3 separate regions of the Homo sapiens genome follow, and all the other regions are linked to region 1. Evidence: chromatin contacts called from ENCODE Hi-C or POLR2A ChIA-PET data. All regions are on one chromosome and are shown on one strand. Each heading gives the region's core, a stretch centred on a gene start or an enhancer-like site at or near the end of the contact. The rest is flanking DNA. Distances are from core to core; before and after follow the strand shown.

The links. Hi-C counts contacts between places; a loop is a spot of excess contacts on that map. ChIA-PET counts read pairs that join two places held with the same protein, here RNA polymerase II (POLR2A). Pooled maps may share reads with other maps.
Region 2: a map of endothelial cell of umbilical vein shows a loop between it and region 1 (5-fold over the local background). The contact joins the enhancer-like site here to the promoter of FANCF in region 1. A Hi-C loop is called at or near these places in 4 of 168 maps with a recorded cell type or tissue (HepG2, OCI-LY7, endothelial cell of umbilical vein and 1 more), 3 of 37 single-sample maps with no recorded cell type and 9 of 50 pooled maps. POLR2A ChIA-PET finds 5 or more read pairs at or near these places in 1 of 52 experiments (CD4-positive, alpha-beta T cell).
Region 3: a map of endothelial cell of umbilical vein shows a loop between it and region 1 (10-fold over the local background). The contact joins the enhancer-like site here to the promoter of FANCF in region 1. A Hi-C loop is called at or near these places in 5 of 168 maps with a recorded cell type or tissue (endothelial cell of umbilical vein, heart right ventricle, left ventricle myocardium superior and 1 more) and 10 of 50 pooled maps. POLR2A ChIA-PET finds 5 or more read pairs at or near these places in 1 of 52 experiments (MCF 10A).

What each region holds. Positions count from the first base shown.
Region 1 is chr11:22,624,226-22,627,506 of GRCh38, reverse strand. FANCF (FA complementation group F) reads left to right here and starts at 1,684. Exons shown (of 1, transcript NM_022725.4): 1 at 1,684-3,281. The coding sequence starts at 1,697. The coding sequence ends at 2,821. It also overlaps a transcript of GAS2 not described here. RefSeq lists enhancers at 1,705-1,894, 1,221-2,120, 1,985-2,194, 2,575-2,624, 2,635-2,794.
Region 2 is chr11:22,806,681-22,809,723 of GRCh38, reverse strand. All of the region lies in intron 7 of GAS2 (growth arrest specific 2), which reads right to left. Among named protein-coding and RNA genes, the nearest start is that of LINC02718, 21 kb to the left of the region's middle. Within about 2 kb of position 1,388, at least 3 of the 41 ENCODE cell types and tissues checked have a DNase peak (open chromatin) inside an H3K27ac peak, as active enhancers do; they include OCI-LY7 and endothelial cell of umbilical vein, where a contact is called at or near this core.
Region 3 is chr11:22,430,769-22,434,012 of GRCh38, reverse strand. No RefSeq gene overlaps it. Among named protein-coding and RNA genes, the nearest start is that of LINC01495, 60 kb to the left of the region's middle. Within about 2 kb of position 1,537, at least 7 of the 41 ENCODE cell types and tissues checked have a DNase peak (open chromatin) inside an H3K27ac peak, as active enhancers do; they include endothelial cell of umbilical vein and heart right ventricle, where a contact is called at or near this core.

The DNA.
Region 1 (3,281 bases), core at 435-2,934:
CAGGCATAAGCCACTGCCTCCGGCCTGAAAAGTCAGTAATTAAAGAGACCTTCCTATCCCCTAAGACTTGGTGACCCCACTCAATTTCATCCTACTATCACATTTGAGGTTATTCATTTAATGTCTCTCTTAAATGGTACAAGATGAACTTCTCCACTCATGCTAGGACTGCATTTATTTTACTACTAAATCTGTAGCACCTCATACTATGTATCATAATAGGTGTTAAATATAAGAATAAATAAATGAATTAGTGATGCCTGTACATTTGCTAAAGGCAGGCTGCACACTTGGTTCTAAGTTTGTAGTAGCCAAGAAAAAGAATTTTAAGATTCATAGTATCCTTAGGATAAAATAAAATAACGATTTCAGGACCAAGTAAGAGTTTGAGATAACTAATAAAAATCAAATAATAGCCGGGCGCGGTGGCACACGCCTCTAATCCCAGCACTTTGGGAGGCCGAGGCGGGAGGATCACTTGAGGTCAGAAGTTCGAGACCAGCCTGACCAATAAGGTGAAATCCCATCTCTACTAAAAATACAAAAATTGGCCGCGCCTGGGCGACAGAATGAGACTCCGTTTCAAAATAAATAAATAAATGCATAAATCTGAATTAACAGCATGCACATCACTGCTTTACTTTCTAAAAGGTGTAGGAATGCTTATTTTAATAAATGAAAAATGACTCTTCCCCTCTTTTAAATTTGTTTCTCTTCCCCTTTTTGTTAAAGTACAAAACAAAACACCTTCCCCCACTTTTCGAATAGTTTTGGCTGTGTCTTTAGGACTGGAAGGAAATTCAGCTCAAATGAATTACTATATTATGAACTTAAGTAAGAATTGTTGTGCATTTTGTACAGAATGCAACTCCTAGGAGTTGACAAATGTTTGTTAAGTGCATCAGTGAGCGACATAGGACCTTCTCCTCCCTACTCTCTTGTCACGGTTTTTATTTAATCAAACATTTATTATTGTTCGATGCTCTTAAATGCCATTTCCTTCAGCTGATTATTTGTATGACAGAAGAGTCAATTAAGCTATTTTGTCCTAAAAATTACGAAAACGAAATGTACAATTGTGAAGTAAAATTTTGTTCCTTTGCAAATTTTAATAAATTATTGAAGTTTATTTTTTGTTTCAAATAATCTGGGCTTCAGTTCTAATAATGGAAGGACAATGTGAAGGCCCAGAATTCAGCATAGCGCCTGGCATTAATAGGAGGTCAGTACATTTTTAGTACATGTTTCTCAAATAGATCTTAAAATTTCATTTAAGAGCGTTTCCTCACGTCACAGTATGTCTCTGGCGTTACTTAATTTTGAAAAACCTCAACACAGATTCTAGTTTTAGGCAAAGCTCAGAAAATTTCTACTTAAGGATATTTCCAAAGCGAAAGGAAGCGCGGAGACGTTCATGACTGGCATCATCTCGCACGTGGTTCCGGAAATTCTCGGTAGGATGCCCTACATCTGCTCTCCCTCCACTAAGAAGAACCTCTTTGTGTGGCGAAAGTAAAAGTATTAGGGCTTTTAAGTTGCCCAGAGTCAAGGAACACGGATAAAGACGCTGGGAGATTGACATGCATTTCGACCAATAGCATTGCAGAGAGGCGTATCATTTCGCGGATGTTCCAATCAGTACGCAGAGAGTCGCCGTCTCCAAGGTGAAAGCGGAAGTAGGGCCTTCGCGCACCTCATGGAATCCCTTCTGCAGCACCTGGATCGCTTTTCCGAGCTTCTGGCGGTCTCAAGCACTACCTACGTCAGCACCTGGGACCCCGCCACCGTGCGCCGGGCCTTGCAGTGGGCGCGCTACCTGCGCCACATCCATCGGCGCTTTGGTCGGCATGGCCCCATTCGCACGGCTCTGGAGCGGCGGCTGCACAACCAGTGGAGGCAAGAGGGCGGCTTTGGGCGGGGTCCAGTTCCGGGATTAGCGAACTTCCAGGCCCTCGGTCACTGTGACGTCCTGCTCTCTCTGCGCCTGCTGGAGAACCGGGCCCTCGGGGATGCAGCTCGTTACCACCTGGTGCAGCAACTCTTTCCCGGCCCGGGCGTCCGGGACGCCGATGAGGAGACACTCCAAGAGAGCCTGGCCCGCCTTGCCCGCCGGCGGTCTGCGGTGCACATGCTGCGCTTCAATGGCTATAGAGAGAACCCAAATCTCCAGGAGGACTCTCTGATGAAGACCCAGGCGGAGCTGCTGCTGGAGCGTCTGCAGGAGGTGGGGAAGGCCGAAGCGGAGCGTCCCGCCAGGTTTCTCAGCAGCCTGTGGGAGCGCTTGCCTCAGAACAACTTCCTGAAGGTGATAGCGGTGGCGCTGTTGCAGCCGCCTTTGTCTCGTCGGCCCCAAGAAGAGTTGGAACCCGGCATCCACAAATCACCTGGAGAGGGGAGCCAAGTGCTAGTCCACTGGCTTCTGGGGAATTCGGAAGTCTTTGCTGCCTTTTGTCGCGCCCTCCCAGCCGGGCTTTTGACTTTAGTGACTAGCCGCCACCCAGCGCTGTCTCCTGTCTATCTGGGTCTGCTAACAGACTGGGGTCAACGTTTGCACTATGACCTTCAGAAAGGCATTTGGGTTGGAACTGAGTCCCAAGATGTGCCCTGGGAGGAGTTGCACAATAGGTTTCAAAGCCTCTGTCAGGCCCCTCCACCTCTGAAAGATAAAGTTCTAACTGCCCTGGAGACCTGTAAAGCGCAGGATGGAGATTTTGAAGTACCTGGTCTTAGCATCTGGACAGACCTCTTATTAGCTCTTCGTAGTGGTGCATTTAGGAAAAGACAAGTTTTGGGTCTCAGCGCAGGCCTCAGTTCTGTATAGGCAATGCTGTGTTATTACTTGAATATAGAATATATAGTTTACAAAATGAAAATTACAATGTTCTCACCAAATATATGCCTTCGTGTGTCCAAAGTATAATTATTTTAGATGCTAATTTTGAATAGTTTATTAAACAGTTATAAATATGCAAAGTAGCTGGCATGTAGTGTCACGGATTTTCTGGATAGAGGAAGTGATTGGAAGTACTCCACTTAAAGCCATGGAATTAGCAATAGTTTGCTTTTTAATAGAAGGCCCATTTGTAAGAATGTTGAAAATATGTGTACCGTTTAAAGAAAAAGCAGCTTTAAAGTGACAAACAAAATACCCTTTTTCTTTTAGTATGGTTTATTTTTCTAGGTTTTCTGTCCCTCCCTCAGTAGTGAAGAGTTTTCTTTATTCCTGGCAGTGTCAGGAATATTGGTTTGAAAAGCTGTTGGCCTATCTGGAGTTTGGCCTT
Region 2 (3,043 bases), core at 139-2,638, 180 kb before region 1:
TCAGGAGTTTGAGACCATCCTGACCAATATGGTGAAACCCCATCTCTACTGAAAAAAAAAAAAAAAAAATTAGCTGGGCATGGTGGCAGGCGCCTGTAGTCTCAGCTACTCGGGAGGCTGAGACAGGAGAATTGCTTGAACCTGGGAGGCAGAGGTGGCAGTGAGCTGAGATCGTGCCACTGCACTCCAGCCTGGGTGACAGAGTGAGACTCCATCTCAAATAATAATGATAATAATAATAATAAATAAATATGGAAATTGACCCTCCCTTGTCTTAAACTTGAAACTTAAATTGGTCTTATCTGAGTTTCTTCCTCAGCAAACTGACCTTTAGGCAAGGAACAGATGACACCAGACAATTAAATGCCAGACTCCTTGCCCCTCCCTAAAATTCCTGTTTTCCTACATGTAGCTACATTCCTTCCCCATTATAGAAACCCTGAATTTTAATTGATTGGTGAAATGAATTCGAGACTGATTTGTTCTTCTTGGTTGCAGCACCCAAATAAAGCCTCCTTCCCTGGCAATACTCATTGTCTTAGTGATTAGCTTTCTATGTAGCAAGCAAGAGGATCTAACCCATGGTGTTTCGGTCACAGTACCATGTTGTTTTACATATGTAGACACTGAGAACCAGATTTTAGGACCCAAGCAAATCAAATCAAAGATCTGGTTCTCAGTGTACGCCTCTGTAAAACAAGAACCTGACTGGAGTCAGGTTGGACTGGAGCCAGATTCTTAGCACCTGACTCCAGTCTAGTCCTTTACTCATGACAGCTTTCACTAAAGAAATAAAATCACTAGGGCTTTTATAATTTCATCCACATATTCATATTCCCACAAGTTTCTGCATGTGTCTTACTGCCAGCTTCCAAAATTTGAAGTCACTGGGACAAAAACTGCCAAGGCCAGTGTCAGAATAACACTTTGATTCTTTCTACCACTGTTCGAGAGAGCAACTTTGCCTATTTTGAAGTTCTGGCACCTCCTAGCTCTGCAAATTACATTTAAGACTTGCCTCCAAACATTCTTGGTATCAATGCCCCTGGCAAAATGCCCAAGTCTAATTCAGTGTTTGTGAGCAGGCCATTTCAACCAGAAAGAACCACCAGTCACAACAGTTTTTAAACAATTCTAGGAAGCAGTGACAGAAACACTTTTCAGCCTGGAGTATGCTGGCCATTTAGGCACATATTCAGTTTGCTAATTTCTTAATGAATCCATAGTACTTTGCAAAGTGGATACAGCATGAAACAGAGTCCCATACTGAATATGAATAATACAGGAATTAAATTTCTGCTCACTTCCTCTTCCACATCCTTTCTACTGCAGATGTTGGTTTCAGTCCAATATTCTTACCACAGTCAATAGGGGAGGATTAGCAGGAAATACTTTTACAATGTATCTAGGTTTACTTTCCTGCCTTTGTAAGAGGAGTCTAATGGACATAATTGTATTTTTGTGAATAACATCTATCTCCAAAGTCTAGCTTTATCATGTGAAGGTTCCTTTGATAAGAGCTATAGTTGGAGGAGGCATACATCTTTGTTGATTGATTTTGTGTCATTGTGAGGCGGAGGGATATATTTGCTGTTTTCTCATTTTGAAACCCGAATCTAGGTTTTTCATGAGATTATCTCATCCTTTTGAAACTTGCCCAAGTGTCCCATAGAACTGATGTTTATGATTTCTTTTGAATAAACATAGACATTGACCCTCCCAGTCTTAAAATTTGAGAAAGTTAAAACTGTCTTATCTGAGTTCTTTTCTCAGAAAATCAATCATCAGGACTCCCAGACAGTGTCAAGCAACTGAAACTTACCAGATCATCACATCTGCACCATGGGAGCCAGACCCCTCACCCATCATGATTGCCTAAGGGACCACCTGCTTCTTGTAACCAACTTCTCCTCCTTGCCCATCCCTAATTCCTGTTTTCCTACACATAGTTATATTTCTTCTCTGCTATATAAACCCCTAATTTTAGTCAGTTGAGATGGATTTGGGACTGATCTCCTATTACAGGCTGCAGCACCTGAAAAAGCCTTCTTTCCTGGCAACACTCATTGCCTAGTGATTGACTTTCCACGCAGAGAGCAATAGGACAAAGACCAAACTGCTGGTGTATTGGTAACAATTTCCCTTTGACTGTTGTTCTGTAGGCAGTAACTGGAGAGGTGTTTTTCTCCAAAGGCGTGAGCTGACCTCCTTCCACTCCCAGGCTTTTAAAGGAAATAATGAACAGACAATTTATAGCTACATTTTAAAAACATGTTCCACAAAATTAGAGAATTGTTTTCCTTTTAGAAACAGATGCAACTTCCTTTAAAACATCTTACGTGAGACACTGCCTTATACGGACACCTTAAGAATGGGACATTACTAATAGTAAAATCAGATATCAGAGGTTTCTTTCTCTTGGAAGATTTCTCCTAGGTATCAGCCTTAGTAGTTTGTTTGGATTTTCCAATTATTGCAAAGACAGTTTTATATTTTTCCTGATCTTCTCTATGGACCTAGTCAGTGCTCTGCAGCTTGGGTCCTTATAAATTTATCAGAACTGTAAAATGCTTCTCTCTTGCTTTGAAGGAGTCGTTTTTTCTTTTTTCTTTGCTTTTCTGTTTCTAAGCTACACTGAAAAAAATGAAAACATACATAAATACACTATTGCCTTTCACTGAATGCTTCCTTGATGCTGTATTTGACAAGGGTGTAAGCATCCATGATTCATGTACTTACCCATAATACTTAAAACAGAAAGGACTTTCTACATCTTCAAAGAAGAATATTGATTTCATATTGATGAGGAGTAATTGTGGAATCCATTACCTTTCCTCATGCCTCATTTTGGCTACTCTTGGGAGATGGAAGGGTTTTAGGTCAATATTATGAGGTTTCCACAGCAAACCTTACAACCTCTCTCCATGAAATAGGTGGCCCTGTCTGGGGATATACTCTAGTAAACAGATTTTCAATTCTGAGTTATTCTTGCTGACGTCTCAGTTAGACCTTGCTAATTAGTAACCTATAATTTGCTAAGAAA
Region 3 (3,244 bases), core at 288-2,787, 190 kb after region 1:
CTTCTCATTAATTTTCTTCTTCATAAAAATGAGTTATTTGGGTTATCATCTAATGTTTTATTGCTATTTTAAAATGAATTAATAAGTATTTTTATTCCAAATTTTGCATTTTAGCATGATAAACAGTGATAGATACAGTTCACAAAAACGAAAGCCCTTAGGGTCCTCAATAATTGAGAGTGTGAAGGAGGCTGAGATAAAAAGTTTGAGAATCATTCATTTTTCAATGCAGTTAATTCCATATCTCGCTTTTTTTGACTTAGCGTAGTTAAACCAGAAAAGCAGGTCTGTATTCCTACGGCTTTGTGACCTTGGTAAGTTAATTCTTTACCTCTTCAAATCTTTATTTCTCCAACTGTGAAAAGGCAATGTTAGAAAAGATTTTGTCTCACGGAACCATTTTTTAGCTTTTAGTTTCTGTAACTATGAGAATTATAAATGAACTTTGCTCCTAGCTTGAGGGCAGTGAAGTTATTTCTGCTTTGTCATCCTTTTTATACCTCCAAATCCCATCATCACTGCCTTTAACAATCTTTTCTGCCTAAGTTCTTCCCCCCACCCAAAAGATTTTTCATTGGATTACATCACTGTACAGTAATTACAGAAGTTACTATTTCCAGTTGTCAAAAAAACCAGTTCTGCACTAAACTGCATGCCATGTAGCACATACAAAACACAGTGCAGACAAAGAAAATGCCACAGTTTAGTGTCACCCCATCCATCAGGTGGAAAAATGAAATGCCTAAAGCAGGCAATGCGACCGAATTTAATCAAGCATACTATTACTCAGGCCCTGCCTTGCATCTCCCCACTGCAGCGGAGTGAAATAGAAAGACATGTGCTGCCTGTGCATTTTCTCTTTTCTGTGAAAACACCACGGATTAGTATCTGCTTGGCGTCCTTAACCAATGTGTGAATACGTGTCTTAATTCCAGGCTAGTGCGCGTCTGCTTTGCCTCCGAAATCACTGCGGCAGAATACAAATAATGTATGAAATAAAAAGCCTTTGCCAAGTGCGCCAAGACTACAGCCTTCACTTACGAATCACATCTGCGTCTCCGTTTTCTTTACGCACCCGCAGTAGGATCAAGATGTGAGATCGCAACCCAGTCTGCCGGGAATTTAATTTCCATTTCCCCTCCCAACATCAAACCACCACGAAAACCAACCCTTCCCGGCGCGAAGCTGCAAGTAAGATGGGGAAGGCCAAGGGACCGCGTGGCGAGCCCGCACTGTGGGGCGCGCCCGCCTCCCGCCGCAGACCCTGGAGTGAACTGGGCTTCACTGAGGCCTGAGCCGGGAAGAAGCCAAAGAATAAGAGATGCGATAAAATGGCTGCCAGGAGGGGGTTTCTGTATGCTAAGGGCAGCCTGCCTTCCCCAAGGGATCCAGTGTGCTTCCAGCCCGGCTCCAGGCAGCGGCCGAGACGCCTCAAATTTGGGCCGCATCCCAAGGCCAAGGAGAGGCGACTTCCACAGCTTCATTTAGCTCTGCAGAAAGTCACCTCCGCCCCCACCCCCATGCGGCACGTGCGGCAAGCCATCACCATGGCAACCTTCCTTTCTGCCCCTCTCTTGTTATTGAACAGCTGAGACACCCAGCGTCCCTGAACTTGTTACTGCACAAGTTAATGCGGTCCTCTGAGGGCTTGGTTTCCTAACTATTGTTCTTTGGGCAACTGACTGCTTCCTGAAACAAAAAACAAAACAAAACAAAACCCTATGCGTGTGTCTCAGACGTTCTCCCCACCACTCCTGGCCCCAAATGTCAGCGAATCTGGTCATTCTCCTCCTAGGAGGCGCAACAGAATAAACTGGAAGGAAGCAAGGATTCATGTCCAACCCTTATTTACTGACACTAATGTTGGAACCATTTTGACGTTTGCAGCCTTCAGTTTCACTAGATATAAACCATTAATAGTTATATGACTACCTCTTATATATGGTTGGTGAGTGAGCAAATTGATGCAGTCTTCCTGTGGGCAACTTTTTCAAGAAATAAATAGAGGTTTGAACAAAATATAGCTACAAAGATACTCATAGGAGCAAATGGTTATAATAGTTGTTTTTAAATCAAGCTAAATGTAAGAAAACGGTTGAAGAAATGAATACAATGAGATAACCACTGGGTGATGCAATTACAGGTGACTTTTTCCTTATACTTTCTTTGACAATTATAAAAATTATATAAGAACAAAAACATGTTTTGTTTTATTGTTTCAACATGTCTGATGTGGTTTATAAACATATAAATGAATCTTTACTTATAGATTATACATAAAAGTATTTTCCTCAAAGGAAAGTGTGAAGATTAAAATGGAAGAGCTCTGGATCACTTGGATCATTTGTTATTGTTTTTGTTTCTTTCCCCTCAGATATCTAAGTATTTGCATTTGGTTTGGGAAAAATTATTTTTAATTATTTATGTTCTACCAAAGAAAACAAAATGATTTTCCATTGAACACATAATAATATTAAGAAATACTCAAAATCACCTTATTGTCATAAACCTTCATTAAGGATAAAGGCTTTCATTTTGTTCTTATTCTCTGGCTATAGAATTTCAATTCAAAGAGCAGTTGTTGTTTTAAAATGGAAATTCATGAGTGCTGAGAGGCCTGGCTGCAGAGCCAGATTGTGCTCAAAGTGGAATCCTTCAAAACCGCCTTCTCTGAGGTCCCTGCACCCCAGCCCTGGAACGGCAGGGAGTAGCTTGCCATATCATTTACACAGAACTGCGTGATCCTTCAGGGAAACCACTCTCTTCCCATTGTGGGTAAGAGTGAACCTGGCTGTTGTCAAGTAGCCTGTAAGAAGCCCTGCAGTATCACACTCAAGGCACCTCATCTCTGAGGAGGGCTCAGGGAGCACCCAGGCCTGACCAACAGCTGCAATTAAATCAGGGCCTTTTAAGACTTGAGAAATGCTCACTTTGAATTATTCTGAAAGAAAAAAAAATCATAGACCCGGGCAAAAATTTAGCTACGCGAATTTAGTTTTTATACTATTTTATAACAGTAAAATTTTAGAATCCACATAAATGTCGAAGAATTTAAAAAAAAATCTGTGTTACAGCTGGATGATAAAACTATATGCAGCCATTAAAATTGAACATATAGGAGAATATGCAGTCATGTGGAAAAGTGCTCACTGTGCAGTGTTAAGTGAAAAGAAAGGCATGTTAAAAATAGAATGTACTTCATGACCCAATTTTTATAAAATATTTTGTAATGCACACAAGATTT